Regions from separate parts of the Homo sapiens genome. Here region 2 is linked to region 1. Evidence: chromatin loops called from intact Hi-C (ENCODE). Cell type or tissue: dorsolateral prefrontal cortex. All regions are shown on one strand. Each heading gives the region's core, and the rest is flanking DNA. Links, peaks and the distances in the headings are about the cores only. Region 1 has its middle 130 kb from the start of LMX1A-AS2. Region 2 has its middle 210 kb from the start of PBX1-AS1.

Evidence for each region. Peaks named below come from ENCODE experiments on the same cell type or tissue, not always from the same donor. Only the 100,000 strongest peaks of a DNase experiment are listed, where the experiment ranks them.
Region 2: a loop joins it to region 1, with 4 times the contacts of the local background. A loop is called at or near these places in 5 of 110 quality-filtered maps.

Annotation. Positions count from the first base shown.
Region 1 is chr1:165,063,698-165,075,354 of GRCh38, reverse strand. No RefSeq gene overlaps it. Among named protein-coding and RNA genes, the nearest start is that of LMX1A-AS2, 130 kb to the left of the region's middle. In dorsolateral prefrontal cortex, for the core only: a CTCF peak has its summit at 1,754 (motif pointing right); DNase peaks (open chromatin) are centred at 5,334 and 6,434; H3K27ac peaks cover 7,416 bases.
Region 2 is chr1:164,976,125-164,987,781 of GRCh38, reverse strand. It overlaps the pseudogene RNU6-755P. Among named protein-coding and RNA genes, the nearest start is that of PBX1-AS1, 210 kb to the right of the region's middle. In dorsolateral prefrontal cortex, for the core only: a CTCF peak has its summit at 4,604; a DNase peak (open chromatin) is centred at 4,551.

The DNA.
Region 1 (11,657 bases), core at 1,572-9,571:
TTGGCAGTGGATGTCCGGAGCGCAGAGCCTGAAGACCTGGCACCCTCTCCCTGCCAAAGCCTGGAGAAGTAGGCCCCACCCTAACTTTATGTCACCCACAGGAAGTAGAAGAGTGAAGGGGACAGCCCTAGACTGACAGAGGTCACTTGCTGTAGTGGAGTCTCCCTTGCATTGTTGGTATTAGTATTTTTTCCTAAGACACCAAATAGGACTAAATTGAAAAGTTAGTTTTTGTTCCATTTTAGAAAGTAGTTACATTTTTGCACACCGGAGTTTGTGAAATTTATGCCTGGTATAAGTCATTTAAGCCAGCATTTCTGATCTTGTTTAATAAAGAACACTTCTTTTTTAGAGAAATATCTATGACTGGCCCCAGTAAAGTGAGCGTCCCTTCAAATACAGTTTGGAGAATGTTGGCTTAGAGTGTAGAACATTTGCGCTATTCCCAAAAAATAAACAAACAAATAAACAACAAAATCTATTCTCGGATCATCGTGCTGTTATTAATAATCTCTGTTGAGTATATTTTGTTTTTATTAGGCATGAAACATTTGCAACTAAGAATTAGAGAGTTGCGCTCTCAAAAGCCTGAAGGAAAAATTATCAGAATCCTAGCAGTGTGAGGCCAACTATGCCCCGCTTTGAACTTAAGATAAATAACACACCCAGGAGAGCCACTGGTGCAGAGCTACAACCCTGGAGTCTCATGGTAATGAGATCTGGCTTCAGAACCTGGCATTCCACCTCCCGTGCTGCTGTGGTCAGGTTGAAGTGCTGTGCTCACCTCACCTACTCCACCATTCACCAGTTTGAAGCCTCTTTTTTGCTCTCCCCTCCCAGCTCCCCCAGGAACACCCTGTCTGCAGTGTCAAGAATTCCCCAAATTAGGAGGAAAAGGTCAAGACCCCATAGTTCCAAGTCCTGGAGTCAGCCCCAGGGGAATACCCCCATAGGGTAGAAGGGCCCTCTGTGTTGTCAGAGGAAGGCCCGGGCAGCAATGCTTCACAGGGTGGTTCTTTCGCCAGAGGCTCTTTGGTCATTTGCATGGGAGTTTTTGATCACTCCATCGATGAGAAGTCCTATCACTATCTGTGGGGCAGGACTAGGGTTGGTAAATATTCTACAATACAGAGGACAGTCCAGCAAGTCCAGCGTGACAGAGAATTGCTGCAGCATCCCCAGCAGTTTTGGAAAGCTTCACTAGAACAGGAGAAAAGCCTCTATATAATTGCCTGGGGGGCATTTTGCAAAATTTGAATATACCTTAAGTTTCCTAGGGAAGACTGTCTTTGTCTAGTTTGGAATTTTACCATTTTTTTTTAACTTATTTTAAAAAATTACCTAACCTATAGCAATGCTGCTGGTGGCCCTTGAGGCCAATATAGTACATTTCCACCTACTGGATTTCTGGGTTTTTGATGAGTCTAGGACTAGATGCAAGTTTCCAAGTAATTATGTCTTCTAGAACACCCAGATGTGAACATTTATATCTTCGAATATAGATTTTCTTTTATTTTATGTATATATTTATTCATTATTTTTATTTGATTTATTTTATTTAAAAATTACTTTGAACTTTTGTATTACAATTAGAATTTTTATAGATTATTTGAAAATTATATGCATTGAGAAGCTATTTTCAATTCAAATAGTAAAGGGAGCACAAAATATGTGTAAGGGGAGACAGGTTTGTTAAGTGCAGAAATTAACGTCTTAGTGTCCCGGGGCAATGAGGGTAATTCTAGAGAACCTCCACTGGAGGTCACTAGAATCTCACCCAAATATGTCAGGGACAGCTACAGGAGAGTTCAGTTTCTCCCACATTAAATCAATAGCGATGCAAATTGCTATTAATGACATTCATCTCCCCTCCCTCCCCACAAGGGATTGTTTTCTCCCAAGTGTCTCCTTCTCTTTTACATCTTCCCTTTCACTTGTATGTCAGCACCAGCCTCCTTTATTCATACCCAGTGCTCAGGCCTGTGTTCCCCTCTTCCCTGAGGTTTAATTTCAAGCATACAGAGATGTCGAGCTGCATGGGAGCATGACTGCCTTATCTTCCTGGTCTGGTAAAAGTCAAATAAATCGGCATTTTGAAGAATTTAAAATTAGACCATGCATTACACGCTGTGTTGAAGTTTACCATACCAGCATTGCTGCCCCAGGGGCAAATAGACTGAACTCTCTTCAGCAGAGCTGTGTAAATGATACAACTCTTTTAATGTTAAAGTAGAGAAATGACCAAGGAAGGGGAAAGGCCTCAATATTTATAATAAATCTATTTGGCTAGCAGAGGAAAAACGTTTTTTGATATAGCACATCTTCATGGCCTTAGCACCTTGTAGATTCCTTGGCTGCAAGATACCTCACAATGAGCTATCTTCAACATGAACTGAAATCTCTGTTTTTGTGTGTGTATCTCTCACAACATTGACTTGCCTAGGTTTTTTTCTCCTCTTTAGAGATGTAAAATATTTGCGTGGCACAATTTCTGAGGATTGCCAGAGAAAATGAAGCCAGCATTAAAGCCATAAAGGTGGAGCTTTAAAAGATGAGATGACAGTCACTTTGCCCTTTCCCGCCTTAAAGATGAGAAAACCAACATCTTGCAAAGTAAAGTAGGAAGATGAAGATAAGCATCAGGACATGGTTGCCTCAGGTGAGGGGAAACAGAGGGACAGGATAGAGATAGAACATCTAGGGACGGGTCAGTTAGTGACTATGTTCTATTTTTTGTGTTGGGGGAGTGGCAGGGCAGGCACAGATATTTATAACATAAACATATAAACAAGCCAAAAATGGGCCATGCCCAGACCAGTGATGAGAGGGTATCATGATCCAAAGACCATGATAAATCCAAGTCTGTGTACCTGAGTTCCAAAAAGAAAAAAAAAAAAAAATTAAGGTGGGAAGGAATAGAATGGTTCCTAGGATCATACTTCCAGCTCTCTCAGACTTAGATCAACAGCTGGATCTAACCTAGTGCTAACCTACATTAGCCCTGCCGTTAGTCACTCTACCTTCAGCTCTCAGTTGCCTTGCAATGCACACTATGCTAGAAGCTAGTTAAAAAAAAAACAAAAAACAAAAAACTAATCAAAGTAATCAAAGTAAGCAAAGGGATTACAGGGGTCCAAATGGGTGGAATAACTCACATATAAACAGAGCCAGCATCCTTTACTTGACCAAACAAATTCTATACAGTCTAAACCAGTTGCCCCTGCTTGTCTCTGAGGGCTGCAATGATTATACTCCAAGAGGTTACCCACCTCTGAGAAAGAAAGTCTTCAAAGGGTCTATACCCCATGAAGAAAATCCAAGAAGCTAGAAAATAAATTAATAGCCCTTCCAGAAATAGCACCCATTAGGGAATTTCCTAGTTTTCTTTTTCTTTCTTTCAGATCAGGATTGAGCAAACTACAGTCCATAGGCCAAATCCAGTTTGCCACTTGTTTTCATAAAATTTTATTGCAGTGGTTTTAACTGGGATGACTTTGCTCCCCTATGGCAATGTCTAGGGATATTTTTGGTTGTCATTAGTGGAGGTGGGAGCACTGTTGGCATCTAATGGGTCAAGGTCAGGAATGCTGCTAATCATACAGCAATGCACATAACAGCTCAGCAGCAAAGAATTATTGGGGAAAAATGTCAACAGTATGGAAATTGAGAATCCCTTGTTTTGTTAGATCCCTACCACATTCATGTTTCTGTACTGTCTCTGGTTTCCACAACGTGCTACAATGGCAGTGTTGAGTAGCTGAAACAGAAATCATACAGCCCCCAAACCCCAAATATTTACCATCTGCACCTTTATAGAAAACGTTTGCCAAACTAAATCTAGAAAATGAGTTAAGAGCAATGAACAAGCAAGAAAATCTGTATTATTTTGAAAAATGGCAATGTTTTGTCTGCAATATATACAATATCCCTTAGAAATTCAGTTTTGACCTTTCATGGCTACATTTTAATTCTATATCCTTCTGACGACCGCTCCATTATCTCTATTTATTATGGCTCTGCTTGCATTCCAGGCACTGAGGTGAGTCCTCTGCCATTCAAATAGAGGCCCATTTCCTGCTCTTTGGGGGATGGATAGCCCAGTGGGAAAAACAGACATTAATTAAATCATCACCCTAATGAATGTATAATGAAAAACTATAATAAGAGCTTGTAGGCTAGAGACAGGTTCTATCACAGTTGACTGGGGCTTGGGAGAGGCTCCCTGAGGAAGTAAGTTTTGAACAGAGGCCTAAACAGTGTACAGAAGTTAATGAGACTAACACAGCGTGTGTGTGGTGGTGATTTTGGGGCAGAGGGGTAGTGGTGGTGAGTTAGACCAAGGTGAGGGAGAGATTGGAACATTGGCGGAAATGACAAAAGACCAGCATCGTTGAGGTTTAAAGAGCCTGGAGGAGTGTGGTTGAAGATGCAGCTGGAATGGGAAGTCATGAGGACCAAGGAACAGCATGTGGGACAGATAGTGTGTTTGGTCTTTATCCCAAGAGCATCAAGAGCAAAGAGAAGCCATTGAAGGGCATGGGAAGGGGAATGTGATCTGATTTGCATATCAATATCACAAATGGTCAGATTCGAAAACTGAAGAAAAGTTAAACTAATTTAAAAACCTGGTTGTTTTGAAAAAAACTAGCTGATTGATTAACTTTGAAATATCTAACTAAAGCATTGTGTTCTCTTTTTTTTCACCCAACACAGTCAGCGATGAGAGTGAATTTGAACATGATCATTTTCCTTTTTACGAAGCAGGTTTGTGTGTGGAGACTCAGCTGGAATTTATCCTACAGTGATTTCTAAGGTCATGCTTCTTTTGAAGATCAGTTGAATATTTATGTGTGTGTGTGTGTGTGTGTTTGATGTTAAAATTTCCAATTCTCACTGTGCCTTCTAAGTTTTCTAGGACTTTAAAAATATACTCACCAGAGAGTCGGGAGAATCAATGGCTCATTTTATAATTCTCTATGATGTAGACTATCTAGTTTTCCTGTGCAAAATGTGTTTTTTAACCAAGTTTTAATTTCCTTTTTGTTTCATCTATATAGCCAATTGTATCTAGCCTGTTAAATGTTATTACTGTCCATAATCTGTACATTATTTACTAGTAGTACCTTTGGAAATTTAGGCTACAAATCCTCTATGTGACTAAAATCAACTAAACATTCTATTGTATGGGTTGAGGGGTGGACAAAGAGATGCAGAAAAATAATAGGATGTGATTCTGGTTATTGTTCCTTTGAATTATTGACCATTGTCCTTTATCAAACAACAGCTTCTATTCCAGAATAGAGGTTGGCAAACTATCAAGTCCAGCTGGCTGCCTGGGTTGTACACAAAGTTTTATGGGGACACAGTCACACTCCTTTGTTTACATATTGTCTATGGCTGCCTTCATGCTACTATGACAAAGTTGCAAGAGAAATTATATAGCTACGATCCTAAAATATTTACCATCTGAACCTTTATAGAAAAAGTTTGCCAATCTCTGTTCTAGAAAAAGCAGATGAAGCTATTTATATATTCTTTTCGTGTGAGAATATTTAGTGGTAACTACATACATAGCCTTTGCCCTCATTGCCATCATGAAAACCCAGCTTTTCCCCCAGAGCTTAGGTAAGACCCTGCTAAAGGCTGATAATGGTTTTCAGCACTTACAACGTAAGCAACACTTCACTAAGCATTTCATATATGTTATCTCACATAATCCTCACTGCAGCCCTGTGAATTAGATATTATTATCCTCATTTTGCAAATGAGTAAATTTGCATTAAAGAAGTTAAATAACTTGTCTAAGTTCACAGAACTTGTAAGTGGCAGAAATGGGAATTTGATTCAATTTCTATTTCTTTCCTGGGCTGCTAACCACTCTACTCTGTGGCAGTGGGTACTCTGCACATATTCTATCAGAACCAACTGAAAAAGGAAAAATGGCTGTTGGCTCCAAAAGTAGGATCTAGCTTCCTGTAATGGGTCTAAGGTTGTCAGCACTCTGGACAAAAGTACCGCCAAGTGCACAGATCTGGTTTCCTTCCAGAAAACCAAGTAGACTCTATACTTAAAATGGGTGTTCTGAGGTCTAAGCAAGAACTGTTGATGGGTTTTATGTTATCAGACATGATTCTTGGGATTTATTTTCAGAGAGATTTAATTTCATCTTGAAGTGTACATGAAAAAGAACCCTACAAAGAAACATCTCTTGACCACCATGGGGTTCCAATATATGCCACATTCAAGTCTCTCCTTTGCCTAAGACCAGAACATTTGATGGAACTATAGAATTATTTTAAAAAAAACAAAACACTTCTTCCCAGCCCCATCTGTCATCATTCGAGTATTTGCATTTCACAAGCAAAATGAACCGCCCTATGAGAACACTGCTGCTGACATCACAGAGCCACTGCCACAGCTGCCCCAGCCCTGAGATGCTGGGGAGTTCTTCTGTGACATTTTATGGCATTGCCTGCAGCAACACGAAACCCTTGATCTGTTAGTCACTGACTAACAAGTCAAGTGACTTGACTGCAATCGAACTCACCGGATGGGCCTTTCAGAACCTGAGTCCAGTTGCTCCCAGGTGCACCAACTAACTGATTTGTGCAAACAAATTCACATCAACCCTCAGTTATTTGAATTCAACAGATTATTTTCAAAAAAGCCAGATATTTGATGGAATTCAGATTTCTTCTTTTTCCTTGAAGCAATTTGTTTGAAAAAGTAATATTTTTTTAAGACTCTTTGAAATAGAATAATACTACACTCAGGAAAATTTTCATTACTCCTTTATGGATGAATCAAGTATTATTTTAAATCTCTTCTGAACACAGTGTTACCCCATTATCCTCCTTGGTATAGAGACAGGTCACTAGGGCTGAGTAGGTTAAAAAATAGAATTTTTTAAGTCCCCAACTATAAAATGAATTACCCAACTGATGCAGCAGACTCTGAAGAAATCATTAAGAGCTATTTAGCTAAATAATATCCGTGCTAACAAGTCCCATAAAACAGATTTCGGTGAAAATGTGCATTCTACAATGGCTCTAAACACACATCACACCATAAGGGTTCTATCAGCTAATTAATATAGGGTGAGAAATTTAAAGAAATGAAATTAACTGAATAAGATCCTCATAACTCATTTCCCTACTGAAATAGGACAAAGAAGAGATATTTGCATAGCTCCGAGAACATCGTGTCTCCCTTTGACTTTGTTTTGGCCTCTGAGGACAAGAACCATTCCATAGTTTTGTCTTTCTCTTACCCTTTCTGCAACTCTCTCAGAAAATATGCTTATAAAGCAGTTATTTGATACTACTGCCACAGCATGAGCAATGGACATTCTCAACTTATAAAAGTCAGTCCTGATCTTCTGCAGAGATACTCATTCATTCTTTCTTTCAACAACATGTATTGAGCTCCCACTGCATACCAGACACTCTGCATGTGTTGTTGATGGGCATTGCTGCCTTCACTCATTCATGAATTTGACTTTGTCAAGCAGGATAACACTTGCTGGTCAGCACAGCTCCACTTAGGGAAGCTCTTGAAGTTCAAGTAAATGAATCGGAAAAGCTTTCTAACTCTGCCATTCTGTGAGCAGTTTGTTTCAACCCCATAGGGGTCTTTTGCAACTGTGGTTAGACAGTGCCAAAACTTCCTAGCTTTCAAAACATCTAAATCAGAAAGTTGCACTAAATTGATTGATGAACACATATGTGATCAAGTACCATTCCATCCCTTTACACCAGAGATGTCCTGGCAAGGGATATGGCCTGATTATGAAAATGTTGTCATATAAGTTCATGTTAAAATTAATTTTCTCAGTCCAGGCATGGTGGCTCATGCCTGTAATGCCAGCACTTTGGGAGGCCGAGGCAGGCAGATCACCTGAGGTCAGGAGTTTCAGAACAGCCTGACCAACATGGAGAAACCCCATCTCTACTAAAAAGATCCAAAATTAGCTGGGTGTGGTGGCACATGCCTGTAATCCCAGCTACTCGGGAGGCTGAGGCAGGAGAATTGCTTGAACCCGGGAGGCGGAGGTTGCGGTGAGCTGAGATCATGCCATTGCACTCCAGCCTGAGCAATAAGAGCTAAACTCTGTCTCAAAAAAAAAAATTAATTTTCTCTCCTTCCTATATCAGACTTATCCTCCAAAAGAAATCATGGTTACATACATTTCGTTCTCTGGCTTATCAGTTAGGGAATGGATGGTAGAAGTACATGGGTTTTCTGGGTGTATGGTCTTTAAGTATGAAATCAACATCCAATTACTCTAAATATACATGTGGTTTGTAAATTATTTATAACCAGTAAGAGAAATAGCCAGTAAACAATTGCGATCGGGTGTGATAGATCAACAATAGAACTATATTGTAAAGCCTGCTAGTTGCATGAAGAATGGAGTGGCCATTGCTGCTTTGGCTGGAGGGTTGGGAGTGACTTCTCAGAGGAAGGCATGAAACACTGAGTCAGGGAAATACGTTCAATTTAGAGGACAAGGGTGGGAGGAATGAGCATTTCAGGCAGAGGAACTAACAAGGTAAAGCTTCCAGTAGAATAGGATGGTAAGGTCAGGATTGCATTGGTAGTTTGGTACTACTGAGGCATCTGGTACAAGGTGGAGAACTGCTAGAAAGGGATTCAAGAGATATGTGGGGATGGCATAGCAAAGAGCAAAACTTAGGTTATATTATGTATGCTAAGCTATTTGAAAGCAACACTGCCTTATATTCATCACTGCATTACCCATAGCATAGCATCAAACATGGTGCTTGCTCTTATTTGATGCTTATTACTTATTATTTACTTACCTGTTGAATGAAGTACAAAAACAATATTTTCAACCATTTATTGACTGTATTCTATACAATTAGCCGGATCATCAGTATGATAAATAGAATCTGATCATGCACTATTCCTAACACGTGGAAAGCAAGACACCTTTAAATAAGAATATGCTAGGAATAAGTTGCCAATCACTGATTGGAAAAACATATACTAGAGGGAATGCAGTTGGATCTGTGGGAGGAGAACTGTATAGAGGGGTTTTGGAGGATGATTGCTTTTTAAGAACCATGCACCTGAAACATGATGGAAGGGTACAGTATGTGCCCAACTCTGACACCCTTGCTGACCTACAGAATATAATGCAAGCCACATACATAATGCAGTAAAATGGCTACATTAAAAAGTTAAAAGTAACTAATGAAATTGACTTTAATAATATTTTATTTAACCCTTTATAGGTAAATTATTTCAATATGTAATCAATATAAAATTATTAGTAAGAAATTTTACATTCTTTTTAAAAATTACATCTCCAAACTCTGGGGTATCTCACATTGAATACGTTTCAATTTGGACTAACCACATTTCCTTTTTTTTTTTTTGACAAGGAGTCTCGCTCTGCCACGCAGGCTGGAGTGCAGTGGCGCGACCTTGGCTCACTGCAAGCTCCGCCTCCCAGGTTCATGCCATTCTCCTGCCTCAGCCTCCCTAATAGCTGGGACTACAGGCGCCTGCCACCACACCTGGCTAATTTTTTGTATTTTTAGTAGAGATGGGGTTTCGCCGTGTTAGCCAGGAAGGTCTCGATCTCCTGACCTCGTGATCATCCCACCTCGGCCTCCCAAAGTGCTGGGATTACAGGCGTGAGTCGCTGTGACTGCCTGGACTAGCCACATTTCAAGTGCTCAATAGCTATGTATGACTAATGGTGACTGTATTGGACAGTGCGGTTTTAGTCCATCTCCAAATAACCTGAAGACAGAAATCACCAAAATGCTGCCATAAGTGTGGTTGATCAGCAGGTTATTGTCCTATACTAAAGATCAATTACTTTCAAATTGATAAAGTGAAGTCCATGCCTAGTTTTCTTGCACCCTGGGGTGGTGATATCCTGTTGCATGCTGACTTTCATCGTGGCTGTTAACTCTCACAAGAGGCCACAGAGGAAAGTGAAAACAATAATCCCTAAGATTTATTGAATACTTACTATGTGCCAGACACTTCCTGTGGATTATTGCATTTAATTCTCACAATAAACTTATGAGATAATTGCTCTCAGTATCTTCTGAAACTCCACAAGTAAGTTACCCGCCCAAGTTACATGAATGTGAGTAGAAGGAGGGACGGGATTCCAGTCTAGGCACATGACACTGGCTGCATCACTGTTCTGCCTCCTAGCCAGCATGAGTGCCTTCAGTAATGAGCCCACATCTTTGACATATAAGACTTTGGTTCTAGTCAACCAAATTCAATCCAGCGAACCTTCCCACAAATAGACTCAACAGTCAACAAACAACCTTAAGCATCCAGACTCTGGGTAGGAAGAAATTAATAAGGCACTAAACCTGTTCTAGGAGCTTATGATTTAGTGAGAAAGACAAAGACTTTACGAATTGAAAACTATTCATACATTAGTGTTACTAAGAAGGTAGAACCCCAGGTCCAAGGAAGAAGAATGTATTCAATTCAGCTGGAGGAAACTAGAGAAGATTTTGGAAGGAAGGGCCTCAGTGTCGCATCTGGAAGAATAAGCTCCCCTGGTCCAGATTTCAGTCAATAACTTTTCATTATTTAATCAAATGAGTCAGTTTACCCAAGGGACATAATATGAGTAAAATGGAACCCATGAACTAGTTTTCCTTCTTCATTTGAAGGTCTCTTTTCTCCAGTATAGAGTTTGTGTATACTCAGGAAATTAATTAGGTGAGTCGAGTAGCGTTTATCTTAATGAAGTGAATTCAACCAGTAAAGAACAACAGGTATCAGGCGGAGTTCTGGCCTTGGGATTCCCATCTTTCCTGGCAACCAGACTTTTTTCCTAGTAAAAAGTCATCTCCAAAACATCAGATATTGATCTTGTGTGTTTGCACTGAGTGAGGATTACTGTTATTTTATTAGACTTTTACTTTAATATATGTATTGGTGTGCAATACAAGATGTATTTCATACAGTGGGTATGGTTGTAAAAATTCGAGAACCACAGCTCACTGTGTGTGTGATGGTTGAGAAGGAGGTGTCTTTGTCTTGCCTGACACTGGTCTGGCTGTGTCTCCTCCCGTCTCTATCAGCCCTGCTACAGGCTGCCCTTCACTTTGGTACTGTCAGCTTTGCAGAACTCTTGGACACAGCTCTCTCAATAATAACATGTGTGTTTTCTGCCAGGATGCTTGTTAGTGAGGAGTGGATTTGGGGTGGCCACACATCCCTAACTTCCTCACCTTCATTCTCCATAGTACCTCTCCCCAAGCCCTGAGGTACACCATCCTCGACTGAAGAGTTGAGTCTCTTACAGAAACAGAAAAATCTTGATTTTTCCCTTAGCCTGTGACAAAAGCACCCCAGATGTTAAAATATTCACAGGGAGAGCATTCACTGACATCTGCATTTCTTAATCTTATTTCTTGGCTTAGTCTGCTTTCCTCTATAAGGATACCTCTTTCTCTAATGTCCACTATGCCAATGGCCCTGACAACATTCAGGCAATCTTACAGCAGCCTGGGATTCACATCCTTTCTGGCAGCTGGACCTATTTGCAAGTCTGAGTTTCCATTACGGAATCATGCTCAAGACATCAGCCAGGACAGTCCACCCAGGCACACTGCGTGTGTGCGTGCACACACATGTGAGAGAGAGAAAGA
Region 2 (11,657 bases), core at 1,161-9,160, 87 kb after region 1:
GATTTATGAATCTGGAGTTCAAGTAAGAGGTATAAAGATAAAAAGAGTTTGAAGATAAAACATTTCCAAGTCTTATACTAAGAATGCCAAACATGATATATATTAAGGATTTTGTGTCCATTATTCTGGAGGATTTTATATCTGGAGTGTGTACAGTCATCACTAATGTCATTGTCACCACCACGACTAAACCCCTGCTGTGTTAAAGGTACTTTGGAAAGTTTTCTGAGCATTTGAGTGTATGCCTGTGTTTTGGGCCTGCTCTGATGTACAACAGAGACCTATTTAGATTGCTCTCAGCAGACTGAGTAAGTTTGGGCAGAATGGATGATGGTATATAGCCCAATGGCTGTCACATACTGGCATCCCAAGACAAAAAAAAATTCATAGTAGGAAATAATTTAAAGTCAGTCCCCCCGGTGTGCAAAAATACAATTCACATTTTGCAAGAGTTGTATTTTTAGCTCCCAATTCACCTGAGGCCTGAAAAACAATCTTAGTCCACTTAGAGTAGATTCAAACACTTTTGGTTTAAAGTCAATAAACCCTAGGTTTTCTCTTGTGCTTCCTTTCTGAGGCAACCTATACATTCTGGAGTACATAGTCACATTGGGGTGGAGACAAGTATCTGGTGGGAATCTGTAACTGCCCATGTACAGAGATGTGCATTGCTACATCTCCTTCTTGATTGTCATCATAGTTTCTCACAGGACTCCGCTGGGATCTCTGCATCCACATCTGGTCTTCTGTCCACAAGCTTTTCCACTGTGGGATTTTCTTGTCAAGACTGTGACACTCCTTCAGGTGTGCTGTTTCTTTCTCTTTCTCCCACTCCCTCCATCCCTCTCTTCCTCCCTCTACTGTTCCTCAACTCTTACCTCTTGGCTTATTTGGGAGTGATGAGGGGGAGTAGACAGAGGAAAGCTTGACTGCTCTTTCAGCAACTCTGGAGGCCCAGGAAACATGTGGTGGGCTGTCCCTTTCTTCCCCAACTTCCTTTGTGGCCTGCTTGCTTTGCGTCTGCTGCTTGAGGATATAAGGAGCCACTGTGGGTGATGCCCTACTCCTCCCTCCCTGCTTTATAGAAAGCAGACCATGGTTTCTATCATCTCCTCCTGGTCTTCAGTTTAACAGGGATATCATGCATTTCCCAGCAATGTCAATCCCCAGGACATAGTCCAAGATTAGTAGGTGACAGGGCCCATTCTCAGAAACTCAAACCAGGATCGTTCTTGTTTCCTTGCCTATTGTTTTTCAATTTGTCAGCTCAGAGATTTTATTTTTCATTTCCCTCTATATGGTGGGAAATGGGCTAGACAATTATTTTTCTAAACCTATAATTTATGCCAGGACTGTAACGTCTTTTGTTTCTTCTGTCTTTCTTGCTGTGGCTACACTTCCTGGGTAGGGTAGAAACCGTGGTGTAAATCAAATGGATAAGGTGGAGAAGGGCAATACAAAGAAGACAAAAGCAAAGACATTTTGGAGACAAATTTATGTATCTTCCCAATGTCATTCAGCCACAGAATCTCTGGAGATCTGTGCTCAAATTTCAGCTTAACTGCTTCACCTCCAGGCTCCGGCTCAATCCTGCTCCAGACCTGGGCTTCTGACATAAGAGAAGCAAAATACAAGATGCATCAGACAGTGCATCCATCTGCAGGTTATCACCAGCCCCCAGGGAACCCAGGTAGGGCACCTCCTTCAAAATTTTAGTTTTCCTATTTGTCAGACAGGCATGTGTATCTCAAACATACACACATATGTTGGGGAGCATATGAGATGCTGAGACTGTGGGGAAAGAGGTGATGATCAGAGATAACTAAAAGAGCTCTGAACTCTGAATCAAAGGCTCTGAGGCCAAAAACCTGCTGTGTGACTTTTTTCCACTCATTAACCCTCCTGTTCCTCAGTACCCTTTTCTGAACTATGAAGGACAGTAGGCTTACTTATCCACTTACTAGTTAGTCATAAATTCAACATTTACTGGGCCTTCCCTGTATTCTATGCACTGTGATAAGTGCTCAGTCACTATTGCAACTACTGCAGTCTCTTATAGTATCACCTCTGACAACTGCAATGACAACCACTGTGAACTGAGTTCCTACAGGATGCCAGGCACTGTGCTGAGTGCTTTGTCTATGTTATTGCATCCAGTCCTTGGGAAGATATTAATTCCATCTCTATTTTGCTCTTGAGAAAGTTTATGAGATTAAGGGACATATTCAAGGTTTTCCAACTGGGAATAAGTATCAGTAAGGGTTTTGACTCCAGCTTTTCTGTTCCTGAAACAAATGAATAAAGAAGATTCACTATCACAACATCATGTCCTTCGCAGCAACATGGATGGAGCTGGAGGCACTTATTCTAAACAAATTAACACAGGAACAGAAAACCAAGTACCGCATGTTCTCACTTATAAGTGGGCACGAAACACTGAGTACTCATGGACACAAAGAAGGAAACAACAGACACCAGGGCCTACTTGAGGGTGGAAGGTGGGAGGAGGGAGAGGATCAAAAAACTACCTATCGAGTACTATGCTTATTACTTGCATGGTGAAATAATCTGTACACCAAGCCCCTGCAACATGCAATTGACCTATATAACAAACCTGCACATGTACCCCAAGCCCAAAATAAAACTTAAAAAAGTCACTATCTTCCAATGTCTCAGAGTCTTGTTTCTTCCGATTTAAACATGCTATGATTCTACATAGATTTGAATGCATTATATGCGCATCCAAACACGCACAGAGAATATTTCATGAAGTCATTTATCGTTGCAGTTTCAGAAATGAGTAAAATACTTAGGACAGTGGACACACAGGTGTGTCCTGTAAGTAAAGATGACTCTATGAGTCCTTTGAGCCAATGTCTTACTCTCTGTAGCGCTCCCGACCCCATTTCAGGGCTGTGTTCCCATAGATGAGCAAATATTTGGCCCAGCCTTTGTTGCAACTGCGCAGCTACCTATAGAGAAGGAGGAGTTGCCCTCTGTTTTCTCCTCCCACAATTGAGTGTCTTTTTCCTGAGCTCATCTGGGGCACAGTAGGAATGCTGCCAGAAATGCTACCCAACTGCACCTTTGGATGCTAAGAGTAGTTTCCCACGTATGATGGAAACTGGAGATAGGGCATTGACTGCTCTGGACTGGGTGACAAGAAACAGGGCTCCTCCAAGCCTCCTATTTAGTGAATTAATCCTTTTTCTTCAAAAGATGCCTCAGACAAACAGGAGCTGTCATTCTGGAACACAGGGATTCAGGAAACACTTGGGAAAGTACTTGCCAGAAATTGCTCTTGAGTGACTTTATCTCAAAGAATTGCTGAGGATGAGCTGTTATCAAATTAAATGGCAGATCTCAACATATCCACGCTCCGAATAAACCACATTTATTACCTTACAAAAGTGACATTTTCTTTGACAGTGAAGTAGCATAGTTCTAAAGAAATAATTTTCCGTAACATTGTTAGTCACTGGCATGCAAAGTCATTCTCTGGCGTCAAAGTCAAATGATGTCTTTGATGATGAGTATCATCATAAAAAGATGGACTGGGCTTTGATATTATGGAGGAGGTTGAAGAAACAGGAGGGAGGAGAAAAGGTATTTTCTGCAATCCTTCTATTATAGGAACTGAGATGAGAATCTGAACGGAAGGCCACACTGTACGGAGACTTACTCCAGGTATTCATCCCAATTCTATCCAGTTGAAATGAATAGCAGGGAAGGAATGAAACTTAGATTACCTTTACTAAGGGGAATTGGAATGGGAATAATATTTACAACAAGTATTAGGTTGGTTGCAAAAGTAATTGTGCTTTTTACCATTGAAAGTAATGGCAAAAACCGCAGTTACTTTTGCACCAAACTAATACAAATTTAGCTGCACAGACAATGCACTTTTCTATTATTCTGTCCTCTCCCAGAAGATGCACAAGGGTAAGAAAGTCTATACTACTTAACACTTGTGTAGCAGTTGAAATGTACAGTGTCTTTTCACATGAATTGACCCATTTACGTCTCCCAATAGCCCTGTGAGTTAGACATTATCATTCACGTTTTATAGATAAGGAAACTAAGCTCAGAGAAGGGAGTTAAATCGAATATTTTATCAAAACAGGGGCTTGTGGAATCTAAAGTTTGGAAGACACCTTAGAAGTGATCTAGTTGAAACTCTAGTTCAAATCAGTTTAATTTAGTTCGATTCCACTGGATTCAATAAACATTCATTTAGCACCTGGTTGTGCCTAACACTATTTCAGACCCTGATATAAAAATAGGAATTGGTTCTGGTTTCTGTCCTGGAAGAGCATACTGGCAAGAGGGACAGCCTGGTAAACAACTTACTCTCATACTGTGAAGTAGATGATACCTGAAAGACGTATGTGTGGTACAATCTGGGCAAGAGCCATTATTCTCTTGGAAGGGCAGGTGTCAGGGAGCAGTAGTCTAGAGAGGTCCCAGGAGCTGAGCTCCTAAGGAGGAGGAGGCTTTCTGTGGGACCGGGAAGTGAGGGCTGCTGGTCAGCAGGGCAGGACTGTGCAGGCAGAGGGAGCAGCATGAGCCCAGGACAAAGGGATGCTCAGAGGAGCCTGGCAGTCTGTGGGGCTGGTGTGTGGCTTTGTGGGAGAAGGAGGGGTGAGGAAGCTGGAAAGGGAAATCAAGATGAGAATCTGAAGGAGGTTGAGGACCATGTTAAGTAATTCAGGTTCTCTCCTCTAGGAAATAGGGACCCATCAAAAGCTTTTAAGCACAAGAGTGCAGAAATAGTGATAATAATGTGAATGATCCCAGGTAACATTTATTGAGCACTTACCACAGGCCAGACAGTTTGCTAGACACTTTACATACAGTAGCACATTTAATCTTCTCAAAAACACTTTGAGAAAAGAACTGCTATGATCTCTATCTTACAAATGTGGAAACCAGGGGTTAGGGAGCTGAAGTAGCCTGTTGTGGCAGAAACAGGCTCTCCAGCTGTGACAGGCTTAGATGGCTGTGTTTATCAGAACGAGCACTAAAAGCACTGTGAAAGGTCAGCTTCAATGGAGAAGGGGTTTATCTTGGCCCCAAATGTATGACTCAGGACTCACTGGGAGGCCTTCTGTTTCTGAGCTGGGGAAAGAAATGCCCCTGTCCTTCCATGCTTGCTCCCTTCCCCAGGAAGCTCAGGAGAGGAGTGTGGCACTAGTTACCCAAGCCATTTAGCTACTGCCTTCTGCCTGTCCCCACAATGTCTACCCCCTCTCCCTCCCACATTTGCCGTCTTCATGAGTGACAGCTCTGAAACCCATCACTGTTGGTTCAATGGACTTTAGGGAAATCAAGGCTATTCAACCTAGAAAGTGAACAACAAGTATGGTGGGGGCTACCTGTGGTCCAAGATAGGTTTGGAAAGGCAGGATGAGCAGAGAACAACATATCATTAGCACCTTGCAGAGTGGGCCCCAGAAATATTCTGATTCCATGTAAATTAAATGTGGGTAATCATGAATATATGGGTTAAAGAAATGAAAATGGCTGAACTGTAAATCAGTTTATTTAAATGCATTTTCTGATAGCAGAGTATAGGCATATCATTAGCTTGTAAATGTGTCTAATAAGCCTGTCTTCACTAATATGCCAAAAAGAGTCTAATTAACTCTTTTTTCCTCCAGTTAGACAGTAGTGTGAGAATCCCTGATCACAGTTCCACACTATCTTTTTAGCATCAGCAAAGCAGCACTAAAACAGCCCCTGTGACATCTATAAAAATGCTAGTTTATAATTAGGATGATCTTGGCTTGAACAATAATGTTGCAATTTGCAGTGATGGCTTCTGTTTCCCTTTAATTTTAATGTATTAGTCTACAATGCTCTGGAGATTTCTGGACAGACTAGCTTGTTTCCATTTCCAAAATTGCTAGCATTATATGCTTTAGGTTAAGGAAGAAGCAGCTGCAATTTGGTGGGAGTTTTTTGGGGGGAGTGGGGGGAATGTAAAGGCAAAAGAAATGCTAATGAGAAAAGCCAAGTATAACATCACCCATTTATTTCGTAACCCATCATCTGACATGAGAGCCATGTCATGGAGCCATAGGAATCCCAAAACAACAGAACCCTTGTGTTTCCCAGTGTTCTCCAGTAAGGGGGTGGTTAGCCTCTTTCCATCAGGCTCCCAGAGGCCTGCACAGATCTGCCATGGATTCCACCAAGGAAATTCAAGAAGGAGGACCTTTTTGCTCTTTCAAGCTTATAATTATTTGTAGAGTCAATTTAGATTTGAGACGAAATGCCCACATCACTATCAGAACCACATCACTAAGCCTGCCATGTCTCTTTTGTCATGCCTGGAACACAATTGCCCTTGTTGCCTAAAGCTAGAGTTCTTAACATTGGGAAAGAACAGCCATGGATAGGCTTCAGGAAATGTATGGATACCCTGAAATAGAATGTAATGCTAAATGAACATTAGATTTCTCTGCAGAAGATTTTACCTACATCAAAATGCATGTTACACCATTGAAGAAACTGACTCAGGAGATCTTGGGTGGGATTTGGGAGTCTGTATTTTTTTAAAAGAACCTCCCTGATAATTTTGATAATATATCTTTAACTGGGGAGAATGTTCATGACTTTTATCAGAGCCTCAAAAAACTCTGTGACCTCAAGAAATTTAAGAACCCCTTGTATGAAGTTTGGCATGCTAGGTGCTTTTTAATCTGACCTCATCTTTCTTTTTCAACACTGTTGTCCTATTGGGGGATTGAGGGACCTAATAAATAGCACCCTTCTTTCTTAGCTGAGTTCTAAGACAATTAAGAAATAAATGAGTAAGGTAGAAAGGAGATGAACATATTACCTTTATTTTCTAAGTGGCTAATTGCAATGGACTGAACATTTTCAACGAATTCATATGTTGAAATCCTAACTCCCAATGTGATAGTATTAGGAGATAAGGCCTTTGGGAGGTAATCAGGTCATAAGGGTGGAGACTTTACAAATGAGATTAATGCCTTTATAAAAGGGACCCTAGAGAGCTCATTCACCCTCTTTCTGCCATGTAAGTATTCAAGAAGTCAGCAGTATGCAACCTGGTAGAGAGCTCTCAGTAGAACTAACCATGCTGAAACCCCGATCTCAGATTTCCAGCCTGCAGAACTGTGAGAAATAAGATCTGTTGTTTACAAGCCATTCAGTCTATGTTACTTTGTTATAGCAGCCTGAACTAAGACATTAATATTGAAGAATGTGGCATATAACTTCAGGCTAGTAGAGTAATTAATACTGAAACCCCAAGGTTCTACCCACCTAGCCTCAGGTAGTGTGGGATGCAGGAGTAGAACCTGCTCCTGAAAGCTATGACGTGGGGGAGCAGGGCAGCTCCTGTCTTGTCCCCAAGCAGCTGACTCCCAAAGAGGAGGAAGGGCAGGTGCTGGAAAGCACAGGCTAAACTTCTTCCCTAAACTGCACTGGTAGAATGAATGAAGGGATAAAGAGAGGCCAGGACTGTTACTCTAACAGAATTCTGTCTACATGGAGGCAAGCATCAGGAACAGTGATTACTCCCTGACTAACATTTTCCATTATTTCTTAATAGGTCACATGTTTCCCTGCCTCTGTATCCTGTTTAACATCTATCCTGTCTGAAATGCCCTTTCAGTGCTCACTTCAGCAGCACATATACTAAAATTGGAAGGATACAGAGAAGATTAACATGGCCTCTGTGCAAGGATGAAATGTCCTCTCAATCATCATCATTTATCTGAATTTCATGTGTCCTTAAAAACCAGGTGGAGTTTGACTTCCTCAGTTGAGTCTTCTCTGACTGCTGCTGTGGGTAAACTTTCCCTGTACCAAGAGCAATCTGCTTGGAGTCCCCACAGCAGTTCCCCAAAGCCTGATTGACACCGACATTACCCACAGGAGAGTTTACCCACACCAAAACCTTGGCCTCACTCTTGGAGAATCTGATCAGATCTTAAGCGGAGTTTAAGAATCTGTATTTTTAAAAAGTCTCTTGGGATAGTTCTAATAATCTGCCTTGTCCAGAAACCACCGTCCAGTCATTATTTGCATGAACCTTTTGACACTCACAGCCCTGGTTGTAAGAGGGGAGAAATGCATCTCACAAAGTAAAAGGGTTACACAAAGGTGCATAGGATATAGAGCACAGAGGAGCTTAGTTAGGATGGGCATCACGGAAAAGAGGCTTAAACGTGGGTGAGGAGACAATGGTGCCAATTGTGGGGAAGTAGTGGGGATAACCTCCAGCAATTTCTCTGCAGCCAAAAATGACTTCAGATATCAAGAGGGCATAAGAGAATTATATGACCGTTGTCTGTAAAGGAGTATGATCATAATACCTTTGTAGAGTTGTTGGGTGAATTACGTAAAAAAGTATACCAAGTATGTAATGCACCTAGCATAGTTCCCAAAATGTAGAAGATACAGCAGTCCCTCTTTATTCATGGTTTCACTTTTTATGGTTTCAGTTACTTGTGATCAACTGCAGTCTAAAAATATTAAATAAAAAATTCCAGAAACAAACTATTTATAAGTTTAAAATTGCATGCTGTTCTCAGTACCATGATGAAATATTGCTCCATGCCATCTGAGACATGAGCAATCCCTTTTTCCAGTGTATATATGCTCTGTGTGATACGTGCCCATTATAGGAATAAACAGTGTATATAGGGTTCTGTACAATCTGCAGCTTTAAGCATCCACTAGGGGTCTTTGAACTTATTCTTTGCCGATAATGGGGGACTACTGTATCGAGAATACAACTTGGAATGTCACTGTAACCCAGATTTAATTTTGTGCCTATAATACTTGCCTGTGGAAAGAAAATGGGACAAGTAATAACAAAATCACATATGGATAGAAGAAACACTGATATTCTCATTTTGTTCATATATTGATTTTTGCTGACTTCTATTAGTTCATTGTGCTTTCTTTTAGCTTTTCGAGCATATTTAAAACAGTTGTTTTAAAGTCTTTGTCTATAAGCCAAATGTCTGTGTTTCTTCAGAGTTGATTTCTGCCACTTTATTTTCTTCCTTTGAACAAGCTATGTTTTCCTGTTTCTTTGTATGCCTTGTAATTTTTGTTGAAAATTGGTTATTTGGAAAAACAGCTCTGTGGATCTGTGGTCTGTAGTCTCTTGCAGCTTTCATGAGCAGCCCTGCCACTTCTTACTTAAGTTCCAACTTGGGTGAGACAGAGAACCATCCTTCATGGAGCTCCCAGACATGTTGGAACATTGCAACTCAGGTCTTCTCTGCTCTTCTGATTCAAAGAAGGGAATGGGGAACCGGCTTGCCTCTCCTCCAGGCCCACTGTACCATGCTGGGAAGGGTGTAGGAGAAGGGCAAGTGAATCACCATGAATTTGCCTCCTACTTTGAATGTAGCTTTTCCTTGATTAAATGTTTGCTTGGTTGCTGTAGACTTTTGACTATTTTCATAACTCCTGTAAGGTCCTGTATTTTAGCCAGTTTCTGTTTGTTTTTTGATGTTTCCCTGGGGAAATGAGGGATGGACTATCCTAATCCACCATTTTTATATCAGTCCTTCTTGGTCATCCCTTTTAGTTATCTTTCAGGATGTCACTACTATTTTTCTAAAAAAATTAAGATTGCAGACATAATATTTTAAAGAATAATACAATTATTGAATTGATGGAATAAGAATGGACTTCAGAAACCATTTTGCCCAAATCTTTTTTCTTTTCTTTTCTTTTTTTTTTTTTTTTTTTTTTTTGGTGAGGAAGTGAAGGCTTCCTTCTGGAAAGGGAAAGAGACTCCTCTGAAGTCACACAATCATGAGTGGCAGATAGGAGCCTCAAACCCAGATTTTCTAGCTGAATGTCCAGTGAGATCAGCATAAGAAATACATATGACCCCCGAAAGTGTCCAGTAGGCAGGATTTGGCGATGCAGGCAGGATTTAATGATGCTAGCACTGCTCTCATCCTGTGTGCCTTGTGACCTTCCCCTTCCTGCACACCCTTTACCTCTGCACGGTCAGTAGCAATAATTTCCAGTTCTTCATGTTAATTAAAGCAGTGCTGATGTGGCTGCTCAGACAGGAAGTGCTGCAGCTGTTTTTCTCTTCTCTTCTTACAGGTATTGCCTTTGGAAGTTCCCCAACAACTGTCTGAGAGTGCTGCTGATATCAGGGAAGACAGAGTGGAGCATGATCCTGCACCATTATCTTTGGACATGCAGACTTTTATTAGGTGACTGTTGTAGCTATCGGGCCCAAAGACTTTAGAGCTTCATAGAACCTGAGATAGAGATTGGACAGGTCCTTTTAGAAAGCTGCTCAGGTGACCTAAAAAGCTGATTTAAGAACATTTTTCACTGACAGCTATTTTCCTCCAAAATTGTATGCTCTATATCTTGCTTTTGCACTCATGTTATTATCAATAGTATTAGTGAAAGTGGTAGCTGTAGTAGCAATACCAGTAATGCTTCTTGGCTATGCAGTAGATGTTTTGAGGATCAGTAGTCCTGGGGAAACTTACAAAACTAAGGACCTGTTCTTCCAAAAATATAGATACAAATAAACACACAATTATGAGATTGTAAGAATTTTACAAACCTCCTAAAATCTAGACCTCAGATTAAGACACCCCCGTAGACAGACAATACCATTAGCTTATTTGCCATGCTGTTATGGATAAGCCAGTTTGTCTGGTTTGTATTTTCTCACATGTCAAACTGGGAATAGACAGTGTATTCATAGTTGGAAAGAACAAGGTTAACAGCAGAGGACTAGGCCTGGTGTAGCATCAGCCTGGAGTGAGCAGGTGTAGGACACAGGAAAAAAGGAGAAACAGAACCTGAATGTGAGGGGATCGTGCAAGAAGGCAGGTGACAGGCAACAGGCTGGCATGAGAGAGGCCTACCCTCAGGAATCAGCAGAGGATGGGGAGATTAGCAGATTCCAACAGGCAGGGTATTCGAGAAGCAGACAATTTTTTAGTTTCTAGCTGAAAGACCAGTAGTCAGCACCAGGTAGATTTGAATACCTGGTAGTTAGTCAATGAGTAGCAGGAAATGAATCCCCAGGCTGGGAATCAGGGATGGAACCGCCATCCCTGGGGAGGTAACCCAGGGCAATAGTGCAAAAGGAAGTGAAATGTAGCCAAGGCCTGGGAGAAATAGGCACCAAGAACCGTCTAGCCACAAGAAATGGAGCTCATATTAGGGCTGAGATATGGGACAAAGCAGCCCACCCCTAGAAACCAGACTGATGAAAGACAGGCACCAGCGGTTTACAAAAGAAGGGTACAATTAGTCAGTATAGATATTAAAATGTCAGACCTCAATATTAATCAAGTAACCGCGCGTTAAAACAAGATACCATATTTTGCTTATTAAACTAGTAGTAATTTTTTAAGCTAAAAAACCATTCATGTTAGTTAGGGAGTAAGAAAATGGGTACACACTCAATGCTGAGCACCGATGGGTGCAATCTTTCCTAATTTGGAAAAAAAGTAAAAAACTTGAAAGTTACGCACAGATTTTGGCTCAATGTTTTCACTCTGAGAAATATATACAAATGTTTTAGAATGTGCACATACATTAAGCTACAAGAATGCTAATTGCAGAGAAATCAGATGTCCAATAACAAGCAACAGGTTAATGAATTATACAATATCCATATA